Regions from separate parts of the Homo sapiens genome. Here region 2 is linked to region 1. The links are chromatin loops, found by intact Hi-C in ENCODE. Cell type or tissue: natural killer cell. All regions are shown on one strand. Each heading gives the region's core, and the rest is flanking DNA. Links, peaks and the distances in the headings are about the cores only.

Region 1 (8,225 bases), core at 1-8,000:
TACACATCCTGGGGAGCCCTTCCGAGGCCCCCCGGCCTGGGGCTCCAGCCCCTTCCATCTGTCCCTGGGGGGGCCCTGTGCAGGATTCAGGGAGCAAGAGGTCTTTGGGCAGCACTGGTGCCCTGCATGGGGAGTCCTCGGCCTCGGGCAGCCCCCGGTGCACCCGACGGCTCCGTAAGCTTTTGCCCCGTGGCACAGGCTCTTTCTTTGCGATGGGCGCCTCGGGCACAGCAGGCTTGTTGGGCTTCTGGGCCAGAGAGGCGTCCGAGGTGGTGGAATCCCCTGGAGCTCGCTCCCCATCAGGCCCCTCTTCACCTGGCTTCATGTGTGACAGAGAGGACTCAAACCAGCTCTGGACCTTTGACTCGGTGCCCACTGTAGGGCCCAGCAGGATGACGGACTCCCCTGAGAGGTGGCACGGAGAGCCCCAGCCGGCCTTGGAGTCCAGCACCTCCTCCACCTCCTCCTTGGTGCAGATGAGTGGGGCCTTGGGTGACAGCGGGTCCTGCATGCCAGGCCTCTGCTCGGGGCTGCCCAGGAGCTCACATAGGGAGGAGTACTCCTCCTCAGCTTCCAGGTCCTCCTTCCTGCTGGTGGGTGGCAGCAGTGGGAGGTCCCCGAAGTCGGCGGTGGAACAGCAGTGCCGGCTGTCCTCCAGCCACCGGTCAGCCTTGGCCACCTCGGGGCACTGCAGCAGCCCACCTGCCTCCTCCTTCACCCCACCCACCTCCTCCTGCTTGAAGTCCCCGGGCAACGAGGCCACCTTCTCCCCAGGGGGGTCCTCCTCCTGGAAGCCCAGGCAGGCCGAAGCCTCATGGGTGTCCCCTTTGCTGATGCCATCTGAGGCCTTCCCACCCTGCTCCAGGCCCTTGGTAAGCTCGCCAGGGTGCAATCCCCACCTGGGACAAGCATCCCCCAGGTTTTCCTCTGGCCAGGCAAAGGGGTTGGCGCTGTCCGCTGAGCTGGCAGCGGTTGTGTCCGGGAAACAGTCAAAAGCTGCTGTAGTGGGGTCTGGAGCAGGAACCCCAAGGGTGGGCTTGGTACCAAAGGAGAGAGGACCAGTTGTCTTTTTGGGGTCAGGCGTAGCGAAGGCCACGGAAGGGTCTTCAAACAGCCCTGGGCTGAAGTCCTTGGCATTGCCGCCCTTGTCCAGCTGCAAGGAGTCGGGCAGGGCCTCCGGCTCCCCAGGCCGGGGCCACGCACTCTTGGCCACAGAGTCCAGGCAGGCGCTGTGGTTCTCCAGCGAGAAGGGTGGCTTGCTGCTGTCCTTGACCAGGCTGGGTGCTTCAGCCCAAGCTTTGTCGGCCTTCTCACCGATGGCTTCCTGCAGCCCCAGGATCTCGGAGGCCAGGTCCTCCTGTGCCAGGGCGCTGAGCAGCAGCCGCGGACAGTCCCGCTCACCCGCCACGAACTTGGAGAAGCTGTCGAGCGGCAGACTGCCGTGTAGGCTCTGGAAGGAGTCGTCAGATTTGGTGGACATGTCGTCAGGAGAGGTCACAGAACAGGTGGACACGGACTCGGGCTTGGCCTTCGAGTTGCTGTTGACCCTGGCAGGGCTGCCACGGGCCTGGTTGCAGTAGAGGAAGCTGCGCTCCAGTGGGTCCTCGGAGCCGCTCAGGTAGTCGGCCTCCTGCGGCTCCGCATGCGTGGACTGTGGCGTGCTGCTCGGCGGCTCTGACAGCGGTGTGCCTGCGGGCTCGGCTGAGTAGCCGCTCCCTTCGGGGCTGCAGTGCTGGCTTTTATGCTGCTCTGGGGTCCTGGACACGAGGTTCTTGACACCTTTCTTCTGCGGCACAGCAGCCTTGGAGAGCAGCAGCTGCTGGACGGTGTTGGAGATGTTCTCCACCTGTGAGGTCAGCGCCGTGAGGCTCTGCAGGCTGAGATCCGACAGCAGGTTCTCAGGGAGCTTGTCCTTCTGAAGGGGCTTGCAGTTGCCAGCCTGGGTGTCCACAGAGCTGGTGGCATCCGTTGGGGAGGGATTGAGCAGGGGCATGAAGTGGCTGTGGTCAGTGATCCCTGCGGGGAAGGCCCCGGTGCTGAGCGGCTGCTGGCTGTAGGGAAAGTTCTCCAGGTTTGGCATCAGCGGCGACGGTGTGGAACTGTAGGAAGGTGAGCGGCCCACGGAGCGGGCGGGTGAGTGGCTGGAGCTGGGGCTGAAGGTCTGGTAGTACTGCTCTGGGGTCCGGACGGCTGCGTCCGGCTGGCAGTAGCCCTGGCCTTGCTGCCCGTAGTGCTGATACTTGGCGAGGTTTTGGTAATGGAGGGTTTCCTGGGCATGGTGCCGGCTCTGAAGGGCTTGCTGCTGCTGCTGCTGCTGCTGCTGCTGCTGCTGCTGCTGGTCATAGCTGAGGCGGCCCGACTGGTAGGCATGAAGATTCTGGACCCGCTGCCCCGGGGCCAGGCTGGAGCTGGCAGTCAGCGGCCTGTCATGGGGCTGGGCAGTCGGTGCTGTGCAACTCTTATAGGAGTGGGCCCCCTGCCCACCACCCTGGACAGAGGAGGAGTAGGTGGAGGAGGTGGGGAAGGACTGGGAATGCTGAGGAAAGTGGGTACCCTGGGGGAAGGGCAGAGGGGAGGCAATGTCGTTCTGCAGCTTCTGCCTTTGGAGCTTGGGGTATGCCAGGGGCTGCTGGGGCGGCGGTGGCTGCTGGACGTGCAGGGAGTGAGTCCGAAAGGGCACCTGGGCGCCCTGCTCTGCATACTGCCTGCTGGGGGGCACTGCTGTCTTTTTCATCAAGTTCTCATCATACTTGGCCACCCCTGCAGGTAGTGGCTGCGGCTGTGGGGGTGGTGGCTGTGGGGCCCCCCAAGCCTGAAGGCTCTCCTCACCAGCATAGCGGCCTGGGTAGGGGCTGCTGTCCTGGACGCCGTAGCCAGGGAAAGCCGGCCTCCCCTGCAGGCCTTGCTGTGTGGGCAGGGCCTTGCTGCCTCGGTGGTACTTGTCGGCGGCCACCGCGGCTGCAGTGCCAGAGGGCGTGCCAGCGCCACCCTCATAGCTCGGGTAAGGCTGCGGGTTATAATAGTCCTTGGCGAGCAGCCGCTGCCGGTCGCAGCTTAGCCCGGCCTGACTCGGCTGCCTGTAATTCTCTAGGCGTGATGTTTCCTGCGAGGTCTGCTGGTAGTTCTGTTGTTTGCCATGGAAACCACACCTTTCTCGAAAAGACTGCATGACTCGGGCTGGTTATCTGTGAAAAGAAAAAGGAAGGGAGGGAGGGAGGGAAGGAGGGAGGGGAGGATGGGCAGGGAGGGGGCAGAGGATGAGCGATTCAGACGGGCCACTTCCTTTTGCCTCAGAAAGCACCCTCCCACCCACCTCCCCACCCTGCCTGCTCCCCCGCGCAGCTCTTAATAGTCCCCCCTTCGCCTGAGCCTCCCCACCAGCTGTGCGCATATTGACAACTTCTGTGTCAGGGAGGTGTGCTCTGTAATTCCCGCTCCCACATCGCCTGCAGCTGAGTCTTGCCAAGGACGGCCACTGATGCGGGAGGCAAAACCGGCTGCCCAGCGCCAGGTCACTGGGGAGCTACCCGCCCCCCCCCCGCCCATTGCCAGCTCCTCCCCAATGTCCCCCACCCATCACTCCCAGCCCTTCCTGACAGCTCAAAAGCATTTAGCAGAGCAATTCCCGCTCCCTCATCCCCTGGGGCCTGCTGGATCCTGTAATTTAGTCCCTTCGCGACCGTGTTCAAGCATGACCCAGCCATGCTGGGGACTGAGGAGGGTCTGCCCCTGTCCCCACGCACATGCGTGCACACAAGCATATGTATGCTCACACACACACGCGCGCACACACACACACACGCATGCACACACACACCTCCTCTATCACTGCCACGCCATCTGGAATCTGTCTGTTCCTTCTAGCAGACATCGATTAGGGGCTGCCAAGCCACTGTAGACATAAAATGTCCCCTCCTCTGACTCCCAGGAACGCAAGACGGCAGCACCTGCCTCCTGTTTTTGATATCATACGTGCATAAACAGATTACGTGGCCCAGAGTGAGGGAGTGCATACTAATGGGAGTAGAGATGCAGTCCCAGGGCCACGGCCACGGAAGGGCACAGCCCAGCCCCACCCACATGGGGCGACACAGCCCTGTCCCCTCCTGGCCAGTTCCTCCCCACCTCAGCAGGTGAGGGCTGGGGCAGGCAACACTCAAGAGCCCATCTGGTTATGATTTTAGGGGATGGGGCTCAGGCAGGGGTCTAACCTGCCCCTGCCTGCAGAGCAGAATCCTGGGTCAGGAAAGGACCCAGGGTGGGTTGCGGGAGCCTCTCAGAGCAGAGCATCTGACAGCCCAGCATCCAGGGTAAAGGTTCCTCCAGCTGACTCGCTGGCCTGGCCAACCAGAAGACCCCTCAAAGAGGGATGGAAGAAAGAGGAATGCCCCAGGTTTTGGAGGAAGTGCATGGAGGGGCTGGCCATTGGCCGAGTCCCAGAGGGTTTGGGATTTACCCAGAACCATGCTGGCCCGGAGGCAGGAAGAAAGGGGCTCAGCTCGGCCTGTGTGGCCCAGGCCCCCAGGAGGGGATAGGGGACTTTCCAGTGCTGGTTCCCAAATGCTCCAAAAGGAAGGGGTGGCTTGCCTCAGGCTACAAAGATTCCAGGTTGTTGAAGGGGTCAGGAAGGGACAAAGAGAGGGGGAGAGGGGCACAGAGAGGGAGAGGCACGCAGAGTCGGGGAGGGGCACAGGGAAGAGGCAGAAAGGTGGGGAGTGGGGGAGAGCTGGGGGTGCTGCTCCATTTACCCTTCTTCCTTGGCCCGGACCCCACCACAAGTGCCTTCCTCATTTAGTGTCTGGGGATGGATGCAGGGAAGGCGACAGAGGGCCTCCATCTGCCTGAGAGCAGGGCAAGCCCAGGGCAGCCAGATGGCCCCCAGAAGCCCGTCAGCCCAGTCCTGGGACCACCTCTCCTGCTCTCTGGAGTCAGCTTGCCCTGGCCCACAAATGCAGGAGAGTCAGCCCAGTGTGGGGGCCGGCCACTTTCCCACGAGGCGAGCCCCTGCCCACCGGCTTATCAAAGCCGCTTTCCCTCTGCTCCAGCTCCTCTCCCTGGATTTGTCGCAGGCATCCCTAACAAGCAGCGTGCCCACCCTTCTGACCCACTTCAATCCTACCCCTGGCAGCTTGGATAAAACATTACAGGAGGTTCCTGCTGCGACGCGCCAACCCAGAGGAGCTGGGGACGGCACTTGGTTCTGGTCTGGCAGCTCCCTGCCAGGTGGGCAGCCTCACGCTCCTGCCCTGGCCAGACTGCCACAGGGCAGCCCAGGCGGGCCTGTGCCCAGGCCGAGGGCACAGCGCCCGCTCCCTGCCCTCCCCAGGCGCATGTTTATGAGCCCAGAATGTGCAAACCCAGGACCACTCTGAAGGCTGCGCCTCGTATATCTGCACAAATTACATTTCGGCTTTTATTAGTCCCAGATCACTCTCATTTCCTGCTGAGTGTCCTGTGGATATCATTAACATTTCTACGGCTTTATTTTTTATTTTTTTTCACATTCTCCAAAATGCATTACCAGAAACATTATTTAAAGAGAGACAGAGACAGTGAGGGGGTGCTATTACCAGTACCCCCTCCCTGCCTGTCCGTCTGCATTCCTCCCTCCCTGTTTAATTGGTCCAGCTGCTGTGTCTTTTAATTTAGCCGAGCTGTATTACAGGCAGGTTTCCCAATACACACGAGCAGCTGGATGCGGTGAAAGCATCTATTGCTAAGAAAAGACAGTTCAATTAAAACACGAGAAGCCCAGTGCTGATGGAGAATGCAGGCAAAAATGCTCGCCCCAACACCACCCTGGAACCCAAGGCAAAGGGAGGGATGGGAACAAAGGCACAGGCCGCCTCTCAGTGCCAGCCAGGTCCCACTGCCAGCTCTGCTGGGAGAAAAGGGGGCACTGCCTCTTTAAGGGCTGCCTCAGGCCTGCTATGGGCTCTGTTGTTATTAATTATTATGATTATGATTACTTTTCAAGAGCACTAGGACAGGACACAGAAGGCGAGGCAGGCAGCAGGGCTGGGCTGGGTTGGGTTGGGCTGGGCAGGCCTCAGGAGAGGAGGGGGCAGAAAGAGCACCCCCCTCCCTGGCCCCGGCAGAACGATGGTGACCTTTGAACCTGGGGGCAGGGAAGAAGTGGCCTAGCAGGCAGATTGTGGGTTTGGCCTGTGGCTTGGGCTGGAGGGAGAAGGGGTGGTGAGAGGGGACAAGGGAGGGCACCCCCCACCCACTGGGCTCACTCCTCATGGTCCAGCTCAACCACACTGCCCGGACGGTCCCCACTCATTCCCATCCATCCGTTTCTCCCCAACCTGCCTCTCCTCTCAGACACTTGGTCCAGGCCTTATCTCCAAAGTTCTTGCTGAAACTAGAAGGCAGGAGGAGCGGAGTCTAGTGCATCCTCTAAGCACCAGATACATGAACACTTCACCCTTAGAATCAGATCCTGGAACTTAGTCTTCTCAGCGCTGGACAGAGGAGGCAGGCCAGGCACAGCAGGGAGCATGAGCTGGAATCACATAGCACCCAGGGCATCAGGATTCCCCTTGACACAGCAATGGGTGTCCTCACTCCAAGCCATGAACATAGTGGGGGCACAACGAAACCCCAGCTACCCTACGGTGCAAGGCCAGCGGCTCTCACAGGCCTTCGGCAGTGTGGCACACACCTGGGGCACAGCCCTTCTTTTAGGCAAAGACCTCAGCCCTTTCCCTCCAGAAATCTATAGGACTGCTGAGGCGGGAGCAAGGCGGCTGCAGAACACCTACTCTGTGCGGCTTTCTTGAACAACGGTTTGATTAATCTCTCCTCCCCCTTTACAGAAAAAAGTGAGGTTCAGGACAAGTGCCCTGCTTAGGACCCCAGAGCAGAGCCCACCCGCAGGGAAGCTCCTATGCAGGACGCCCTCAGCAGCAGCGGCAGTGACTGGACCACGGGTGGACACCCCTGTCCTGAGCCCCCGTGAGGGGCTCCCACTTTGGAGGAACAGTCTCTTGGAGCAGGATGCAAGCCAAAGCTGCTGTGGGGCAAGGGGCTGAGCTGCAGCCTGTGACAGCCTGAGCCTCAGGCCAGGGTCCTCACTTTTTTATTCTGTCCTCATCTTTAAGCAGCCAGACCCACCTCGGGTGGGTCCACTAATGGGCAGTGATGGTCACCAGCCACCCACTGTCACCAAGGCAACTACTGTCCCCTGGGCAGCCTCAGGGAGAGGTCACTAGGCCTAAAGCCTCCTCAGACCCCAGGCTTGAGGCCCCAGTCAGCGAAATGGGCACAGTGTAGGCCAGAGCTGCTGTGGCTCCTGAGGGAGCCCAGCTGGGAGGTGGTGGCTGGAATTTTTTCCTAAGAGAAAGGGAGAGAGGGAGGCTGAGGGGAGGCAGGGAGAGAGGGAGAAAGAAACGGACTGGGGGCTTCCTGATCCCCAGCAGCAGCTCTGAGGCCACTGGTTCCATCCCACCTACTTACCCAAGGTGGTTTTATGACCTGTTTTCATGATTTGTAGCTGCAAGAAAAAAATTTAAAAACCCAACCCACTCAAGGCCTGGGAACCTGAGAATGAAGGAGCAGTGTACCAGGGCTCCAGAAGCTGAGGACAGGGCAGAGGAGGAGTCCAGGCAGGGGTGGAGAAGGTGGAACTCCTCAGGCCTCCCCATCTGTTGTGGGTGATGAATAATCAATACAGGAGACTTGGTGAAAATGAGAAATCGTTCGCCAGATTCACTGCTATCGTATGGGCTCAATTCCATATCCTAGGGGCCTGGCTTGAATGGGAGGAAGGGGGCGAGTTTCCAAGGAGCCCACAAGACAAGAGGTTGGGTGCCCATAGGCTTCTGGGACAGGTTAGGGTCCACGGGCTGAGAGGCCTGCTTCGGGCAGATGGAGGACCCTCCTAGGACATCAGGAACCCCAGAGGACCAGGCAGCCCCTCCAGACCACTCCCTGTGGGCAACGCTTGGATATGCATCCCTCCTCATTCATGGCCCCCCCATGCTCAAGGAAGAATCCCACGGGGTGACCAACATACCCTCTCTATAGGGTCTGGGGGTCCCAAATATCAGGATGCCAGTGATGGGGTGAGAAGCAGAAGGGCAGCCCTAGCCAGGCTCAGTTGAGGTTGGGGGAGCCCTGGTGTGGCTGGGGGCTCTGGGCCCTTCAGAGTGCAGAGGTATCTGGACTCTCCAGATGTTTGAGGAGCCTCCCCTCACAGCCCCCAACACCATCTCCTCCAG
Region 2 (8,391 bases), core at 129-8,128, 130 kb after region 1:
GCTTCTCTGTGGGGCCGTTCAGAGGTAAGCTGCACAGAGGACTTAGCTGTTGCTTCTGTGAGCCTTGGTTTCCTAATCTGTCAAGGGCTGTGGGAAGATGAAGTGAGACACTGTGGAGGCCCAGCTTGGAGGCCACGGTGTGCCTCCCCTGAATTCATACCTTCCTGCTCCCAGGACCTACCCATCCGTCTCTCTGTGCTCCTCACTCTACTTCTCTGAGAGCCCCACTGTTCTGGGGAGCTCTCACCAGCCATGGTCACAGGCTCTTGGGGCCTATGGTGTCAGCGCTGATGGGGTCTCAGGTCTGTCACTGTACCCGGCCCCACAGCCAGAGCTAAGTTTGGGAGCTGGCCACGGAGTGTCTGCGGCTCATGATGGTAGGCTGAAAAATGGCCCCTAAAGATATCCAGGTCCTCATCCCTGGAACGTGTGGGTGTCCCCTTTACAGCCAAAAAATGGGCTCCTGCAGATGTGCAAAGTTAAAGGTCTTGAGATAAGGAGATGATCCTGGGCTATCTAGGGGTTCCTTAAATGCTGTCCCTAGTGTCCACAACAGAGAGAGGCTGAGGGAGACTCGACAACACAAGCACGGAGGAGGAGACTGCGCGGCCACCGAGGCAGAGACCAGAGTGATGCAAACACAGCCAGGGATCACCAGGGCAGCTGGCTGAGGCTGCAAGGGGCCCTGCACAGGTTCTCCCCTGGCGCCTCCGAGGGGGCACAGCCCCACAGACGCCATGACTCGAGACCAGTGATACTGATTTTGGACACCCAGTCTCCAGAACTGCAAGAGAATCATTTCTGCTGTTCTAAGCCCCGACATGTGTAGTAACTCTTTACAGCAGCAACAGGGAACGAACACTCACAGCTTAGGATTTCCTGGCTACCGCCCAGACCTCGCCCTGCCTCATGTCCATCCAGAGCTGGGCGTGAGTGTGTAGGGTGTGCAGGTGGCCATTTACTCCTGTAGGCCAGCAGGGGCCCGGGGATCCTGGGCAGGTAGAGGGGATGGAGGATGGACAGGCTCTGGAAGCCCAGACCACGTGGATGTTCTGTGAACTGCTGGACCCTCAGCCCAGGCCCAGGAGCATGGGAGGAGTAAGCCACAGAGCATGTGTTGGCTGCTTGTGTCCACACACAGCTGGGGGGTGTGTTTGGTGCATGTCCACGTGGTGGGTTGTGCGGGTATAGAGGTGGGGAGTAGGCACTTGTGCACCTGGTATAGACCCAGTGGAAAACCCAGGTGTGCCAGAAACAGCCAGCTTCCTTTTTTCTTTTTCTTTTTTTTTTTTTTTGAGATGGATCTCACTCTGTCACCCAGGCTGGAGTTCAGTGGTGTGATCTCGGCTCACTACAACCTCCACTTCCCGGGTTCAAGCGATTCCCCTGCCTCAGCCTCCCAAGTAGCTAGGATTACAGGCGCCGGCTGCCACGCCCGGCTAATTATTTTGTATTTTTAGTAGAGATGGGGTTTCAGCATGTTGGCCAAGCTGGTTTCGAACTCCTGACCTCAAGTGATCCACCCTCCTCGGCCTCCCAAAATTCTGGGATTACAGGCATGAGCCACCACGCCCAGCCCCTTTTTTTCTTTAAATCATCTTACATCCTGTTCTAAGCCCCTATCCTGCTGGCTGGTGGGCAACTGAATCTCAGCCATTATTGGGAGCTTCTTTCTTCTCCAGAGCCACACAAAGGTCCCAAGGCCATGATGAGTCTGGCCACCGGGTCTGGCAAAGGAGGCCAGCAAAGCTCTCTGAGACAAGCTAGGGACCAGGCTGCCTGCACTGGAGCATGGGGTGGGGTTAGTAAAACAGAACAAAACCAAAATTAATATCTGCTGTTTGTCTAGAACCCTGGAGCTTTGCTGCTCAATATGGTTGTCATTAGCCACGTGTAGCTAGGTACATTTCAATCAATTTAAAAGAAATAAAACTTAAAATTGTGTGTGTGTGTGTGTGTGTTTCTTTTAGAGTCTCACTCTATCACCCAAGCTGGAGTACAAATGGTGCGGTCTCAGCTCACTGCAACCTCCACCTCCCGGGTTCAAGCGATTCTTCCGCTTCAGCCTCCCTAGTAGCTGGAACTATAGGCACATGCCACCACACCCGGGTAATTTTTGTATTTTTGGTAGAGACAGGGTTTCACTCTGTTGGCCAGGCTGGTCTTGAACTCCTGACCTTGTGATCCGCCTACCTTGGCCTCCCAAAGTGCTGGGATTACAGGCATGAGCCACCGCGCCCGGCCTTTAAAATTGTTATTATTATACTAGTCACTTTCTGGTGTTCAGGAGCGGTGTGTGGCCACCCTGTGGGACCTGGTATAGGAAGTTCTATTGGGCTGTACTGCCAGAAGCGTTCAACCACTGACATGAGTTCTGCCCCTCTGAGTGGGGTGACCTGCCCATTTACAGATGGGGATGCAAGGATCAAGCACAAAATGACTTACCCAAGGTCACTGGCAGCAGTTGGCACCTCCAAGCTCCATGGGCAGTGGCACCCCGGGCCACGGGGTAGAGTGGGTGCTTGCCAATGTTGGCTGCTGAGTGAACGTGCCAGTGCCGTCCTCTGCCTCCTTGGAGGAAAGCTGCCTGTGAAGAACAGTCCTGCCCTCGTTCAGAGGTACGGCCTCCTGATCTCAGCCTGGTAAGGCACTGTGTGGCTCTAGCCCTACCTCAGGTACCACACTTTGCCTCTTTGGGACCCTGTGTCCCCGTCCATGAGATGGAGATTGTGACCACTGCATAGGGCTGCCTGGGATTTCCATGAGTTAATGTCTGTGAAGTGCATAGTACAATCTAACTCAATCATACGACGTTTGAGAGATGATGGGATTTGGCACACAGGAATGAGCACTGCGCCTCCTCAGAGTGACTCCCAGAGGTCAAGTTGGGATTTACTTAGACTGAGACCCGCAACCTTATCATGCTTCTAGCATTCATCTGACAAACATCTATTAAGCTTGCTTTTGGGGGCCACGACCGATGTAAGCCTGCAGCTGTGAGGTCTACCCTAGGCTAGGGAAGGTTATTCTGAGAAGAAAGTGAACCCCAAGGAAGGGGAAATCCAGAAGAAGATTCCTGATGACATCTGACAGCTGGATCCAGCTGTTCCTGAAGCTTTTATATTCCTGTTTTGTTTGCCAATAATTTTTTTTGTCATTTACAACTCAAAGCCAGGCCGTCTGGTCCAACCCCTTGTCCCCTGATACTTGATGCTTCTCCATAGCAGCTATGACAGTCTCTGCTTGGATGCTGCTCATGATGGGGATCTCACTACCTACCAAGGGAGCTCTACAAGGGCAGAACCAACTCTGGTGCAAGTGAGAGCTGATAATCTATTGCTCTTGTCTGGAAATGGTGTGCACAGCTGGGAGCTCCCCTGGATTGGATTCAGGGCAGTGGAAAGAGGACCCTTCATGGTTCAGTAGACCTGAATTCAAATTTCAGGCCTGGTGGTGACTCACTGTGTGACCTGAGTGAGGCAAGGGACTTCCCCTACCTGAACCTCAGTTTCAACATCTGTAAAATGGTCTCCCTGGCCACACTGATTTGGTGAGGACACCACGAGGATTAAGCAAGAAAATGTGTGTGAAGCTCTGGGCGCACGCCAGTGTGTGGCACACAGGGGACACCTGAGGGCCACATCCCTCCTGTGGGTAATGCTAATGGACACTGCACACCCATCTGAGAGGGTCCACTCTGCGTCCATAAGAGGTTGGCACTGGGGAGTCCGCACTGGGCCAGGCTGCTCCTGCTCTGCGGAGCGTCTGCTGCAGCTGTGACTCACAGCCCGACCACACTCACAGCCCAAGACTCGGAGCCGTCTGTTGTTATGGCGACGCAAGCCCACTGGAGTCCTGGGCTGTCAGTCATCAAGGTCTGACGCTGGGGGTGTGTTTTGGCGTGTGGGTGTGGCCTGTGTGTTTGTGTAGGGGGATGGGCGTGTGAATGCTATTCCTGCGTGTTCAAGGCAGTGTGCTGGTGTTTGTGTGTGGACTTCCTGTGTGTGCAAGGCTGGGCATGTCTGCATTGAGGGCGTTTGTCTGTGTGTGGTGTTGAGCTGTGTGTGCGGTCTGGGTGTCTGTGGGCTGTGTGTGTGTGTAATGTGCCTTAGGAACGCTGGCCCTGAGGCAGGGTGGACAGGAGGGTGGCCCAGGGAGGGGTGTAGGCCTGGGTGTCTATCGCTCTGACCTGGTGGCCCTGGGTTGGTCACTGCACCTTTCTCAGCCTGTTTCCCCCTCAATAAGCACAGCAGGTTGCAAAGGGCACTCACACTCGCTATTTCATTTAATCCTCCTGTGATCCTGTACCAGCAGCTGCTCACTCAACTCATATTTAGAGTCCACTCTGTGTCAGGCCCTGGGGATACAGCCATGAACAGAGACTTCCTCCGCTGAGGGTCTCCAGTCTCCAGTCTGGTGGGAGATGGACAATACACAAACAAGCAAACAAAACCAGAGACTCCAGTGGGTGCTGGGAGAAGGAACAGCAGGAGGAGGGCACAGAGAGTGATGGGGTGGAAACTGAGGACAGGGTGGTCAGAGAGGTGACTTATGAGCAGAGGTTCTGAGGAAGGAGGCCAGAGTCATGGGAAGAGCATCGCAAGCATCGCAACAGTAAGTGCAGAGGCCCTGAGGCAGGTGGAGGTTCATGTATCTGTGGCCCAACGAGCAGGCCGCGCACTGCAGCGGTGTGGGTGGGATGGGCAAGGCCACTGCCATTTGCAGTTTGTGGATTCCAAGGCAAGTGCACTGGTGAAAACAGCCCATTGTTCATCCACTGATGAATGGAGAGGCAACATGCGGTATGTCCAGACAAGGAAATAGTATTTGTCAATAAAAAGGAACAAATGGCCAGGCGCGGTGGCTCATGCCTGTAATCCCAGCACTTTGGGAGGCCAAGGCGGGCAGATCACTGAGATCAGGAGTTTGAGACCAGCCTGACCAACATGGAGAAACCCTGTCTCTACTAAAAATACAAAATTAGCCAGGCTTGGTGGTGCATGCCTGTAATCCCAGCTGCTTGGGAGGTTGAGGCAGGAGAATCGCTTAAACGCAGGAAGCGGAGGTTGCAGTGAGCTGAGATCGTGCCATTGCACTCCAGCCTGGGCCACAAGAGTGAAACTCCGTCTCAAAAAAAAGGAACAAGCTACTGGTACGTACAAAAATATCAGTGAATCTTAAGTGGATTATGCTGAGCAAAAGTAGCCAGCCTTGAAAGGCTGTAGGCTGCAGGATTCTATTATGTGACATTCCGGGAGTGACAAAATGATAGGGACAGAAAACTAATCAGCGGTTGCCAGGAACTGGGGATGGGGAAAAGGCTGACCTGACCACAAGGGGGCTTGAGGCAGTTATGTGATTTGACACATTTGTCAAAATCCATAGAATTGTATGCTAAAAATTGATGAGTTTAATTGTATGTAAATTATACGTAAATATACCTGGCCACACACCAACACCCAACATCTCACAAAGCTTGGGGCTGAGTGACCCTCCCACCTCCCGGAGAGCTCGTGAGAGCAGCTCTGGGAAACACACTTTTCTTCAGGTCCTGTCATTTCATTTTCAACTGCCTTGTCCTTAATCTGTCTTTGCCGTGAATATAGTAGTTTATTTTCTTTTTTGTTTATGTTTTTGTTTTTGTTTTGTTTTGAGATGGAGTTTTGCTCTTGTAGCCCAGGCTGGAGTGCAATGGCGCGATCTCAGCTCACTGCAACCTCCGCCTCCTGGGTTCAAATGATTCTCCTGCCTCAGCCTCCTGAGTAGCTGGGATTATAGGCGCATGCCACCACGCCCAGCAAATGTTTGTATTTTTAGTAGAGATAGGGTTTCACCATGTTGGCCAGGCTGGTCTTGAACTCCAGACCTCAGATGATCCACTTGCCTCGGCCTTCCAAAGTGCTGGGATTACAGGCATGAGCCACTGTGCCCAGCTGGTAATTTCTCAGTAAATATTTGATCAACCGATCTGGAAATGCTTCGCATCCAAAACTGAGGGCCCTTGTTCTCAGCTGCTGAGGAAAGACCAGGCAAAAGCGTCAGGGGCTTGACCAGGAGGGGTGTGTGCGTATGCTCGTGTGTGTGTGTGTGTGTGTGTGTGTGCACGTGCGCATGTGTGTGAGGCAGGGCTCAGTGCACACCATGCTGAGTGTTTTTAGCAGAATGTGGTGGTCCATGGAGGGCATGAGCACCCCAGTTCTCCTTCCTGGCACCAGCCAAGGTGAAGTGCGCTTCTTCACGCGCTTCAAGGTCAAGGCTGTCTGTAACTTGCTTTGGCCAATGAAATGTGAGCAGAAATGAGGATGTCACTTCCCGGAAGCAGCTTCCGGAGTTGGTGTGCAATTCTTCACTTTCCTTTCCCTGAGCTGGTGAGACCCCATCAAAACAGAATCTCAGTCAGCCTGGACCCAGACTGGCTGCACCATGTAGTGTCTTCCTGCTCCCTGGTCAGACGTAGCATGAGCAAGAAATCAACTTTTGCTCTTTATGTATGTATGTATTTTTTTTAATAGACTTTCTTTCTTGTTGGAGCAGTTTTAGATTCACAGCCAAACTGAGTGGAAGTTGCAGAGATTTCCCATGTCCTTGCTGCCCCCACATGTGCACAGCTCCCCACCCCCATTGTCAGCACCCCCCGCCAGATGGTACATTTGTTCCAGTCCTGAACCTACATCGACACATCATTATCACTGGAAGTCCGTGGCTTAGGTTAGGGTCCCTCTTGGTGTTGTTCATCTGTAGTTATAATGCCATGGGTCATACTGACTTGTTCCACGGCCTTGCAATTTCTCTGTGCTCTGCCTATTCATCTTCCCCATAAACCCTGACTTTTTTTTTTTTTTTTTTTTTTTTTGAGACAGAGTCTTGCTCTGTCTCCCAGGCTGGAGTGCAGCGGCACAATCTCGGCTCACTGAAACCTCCACCTTCCAGGTTCAAGTAATTCTCCTGCCTCAGCCTCCCGAGTAGCTGGGACTACAGGTATGCACCACCACGCCCGGCTAATTTTTGTATTTTTAGTAGTATGGAGTTTCACCATATTGGTCAGGCTGATCTTGAACTTGTGACCTCGTGATCTGCTCACCTCGGCCTCCCAAAGTTTTGGGATTACAGGCGTGAGCCACTGTGCCCTGGCCACAAACCCTGACCTTTTTACTGTCTCCATAGTTTTGCCTTTTCCAGAATGTAACATATTTAGAATCACACAGTATGTGGCCTTTTCAGATTGGCTTCTTTTACTTAGTAAAATTCATTTAATATTCCTCCATGTCTTTTCGTGGCTTACTAGCTCATTTCTTTTTAGCGCTGAATAATATTTCATTGTCTGGGTGTGCCACGGTTTATTTATCCATCCACCTACTGAAGGACATCTTGGTTGCTTCTAAATTTTGGCAACTATGAAAAAAGCTGCTATAAACATCTGTGTGCTGGGTTTTTTGTGGATATATGTTTTCAACTTATTTGGGTAAATACCAAGAGGCATGACTGTTGGATCACATGGTAAGAATCTGTTTCATTTGTAAGAAAATTGCGTGTCTTAACTCAGGCTGCCATAACAAAATACCACAGGCTTTGTGGCTTAAACAACAGAAATTTATTTCTCACAGTTCCGGAGGCTGGAAGTCCAAGATCAAAGTGTGGGCAAGGTAGGTTTAATCCCGCAGCTCTTCTCTGGGCTCAGAGATGGCTGCCTTCTCGCTTTGTCCTCACAAGGTGGGGTGGGGAAGAGAGAGAGGCAGCCAGCTCAGAGCTTGCTCTCATGTCTCTTCTTATAAAGACACTCATCCTATTGGATTGGGGCCCCATCCCTATGATCTCATTTAGCCTTAATCACCTCCATAAAGGCCCTGTCTCCAAATAAATACAGTCACAAAGTGGGCTGGGGCTTCAGCATACGAAATTTGAGAGAACAAAAACATTCAGTCCATAACACTGCCAGACTGTCTTCCAAAGTGGCTGTATCATTTTGCATTCCCACCAGCATGAGTGAGAGTTCCTGTGGCTCCACATCCTCACCAGCATTTGATGTTGTCAGCATTCTGGATCTTGGCCATTCTGATAGGTGTGTAGAGGCTCTCACTGTTGTGTTAATTTGCATTAACCTGATGATGTATGATGTTGAGCCTCTTTTCATATGCCTTTTTGCTTTCTGTGTATCTTGGGTGAGGTGTCTGTTTAGATCTTTTGTTTTTTAGAGATGGGGTCTTGCTATGCTGCCCAGGCTGAACTTGAACTCCTGGGATCAAGCAATCCTCCTGCCCTACCCTCCTTAGTATCTGGGACTACAGCAGTATGCCACCACATCCATCCCTATTTTTTAACTGGATTGTTCATTTTCTTACTGTTGAGTTTTAAGAGTTCTTCATAAATTTTGGATAACAGCCCTTTATCAGA

The links. Hi-C counts contacts between places; a loop is a spot of excess contacts. Peaks named below come from ENCODE experiments on the same cell type or tissue, not always from the same donor. Only the 100,000 strongest peaks of a DNase experiment are listed, where the experiment ranks them.
Region 2: a loop joins it to region 1, with 12 times the contacts of the local background. A loop is called at or near these places in 2 of 110 quality-filtered maps.

The regions. Positions count from the first base shown.
Region 1 is chr17:17,787,893-17,796,117 of GRCh38, reverse strand. RAI1 (retinoic acid induced 1) reads right to left here. Exons shown (of 6, transcript NM_030665.4): 3 at 1-3,185. The coding sequence starts at 3,169. Among named protein-coding and RNA genes, the nearest start is that of SMCR5, 12 kb to the right of the region's middle. RefSeq lists enhancers at 1,659-2,383, 2,384-3,110 and a silencer at 5,985-6,191. In natural killer cell, for the core only: no CTCF peak of the experiment used is centred there; DNase peaks (open chromatin) are centred at 3,197 and 3,767; H3K27ac peaks cover 1,686 bases.
Region 2 is chr17:17,658,950-17,667,340 of GRCh38, reverse strand. No RefSeq gene overlaps it. Among named protein-coding and RNA genes, the nearest start is that of SMCR2, 15 kb to the left of the region's middle. RefSeq lists enhancers at 3,519-3,658, 4,149-4,238. In natural killer cell, for the core only: no CTCF peak of the experiment used is centred there; DNase peaks (open chromatin) are centred at 3,520 and 3,860; H3K27ac peaks cover 1,700 bases.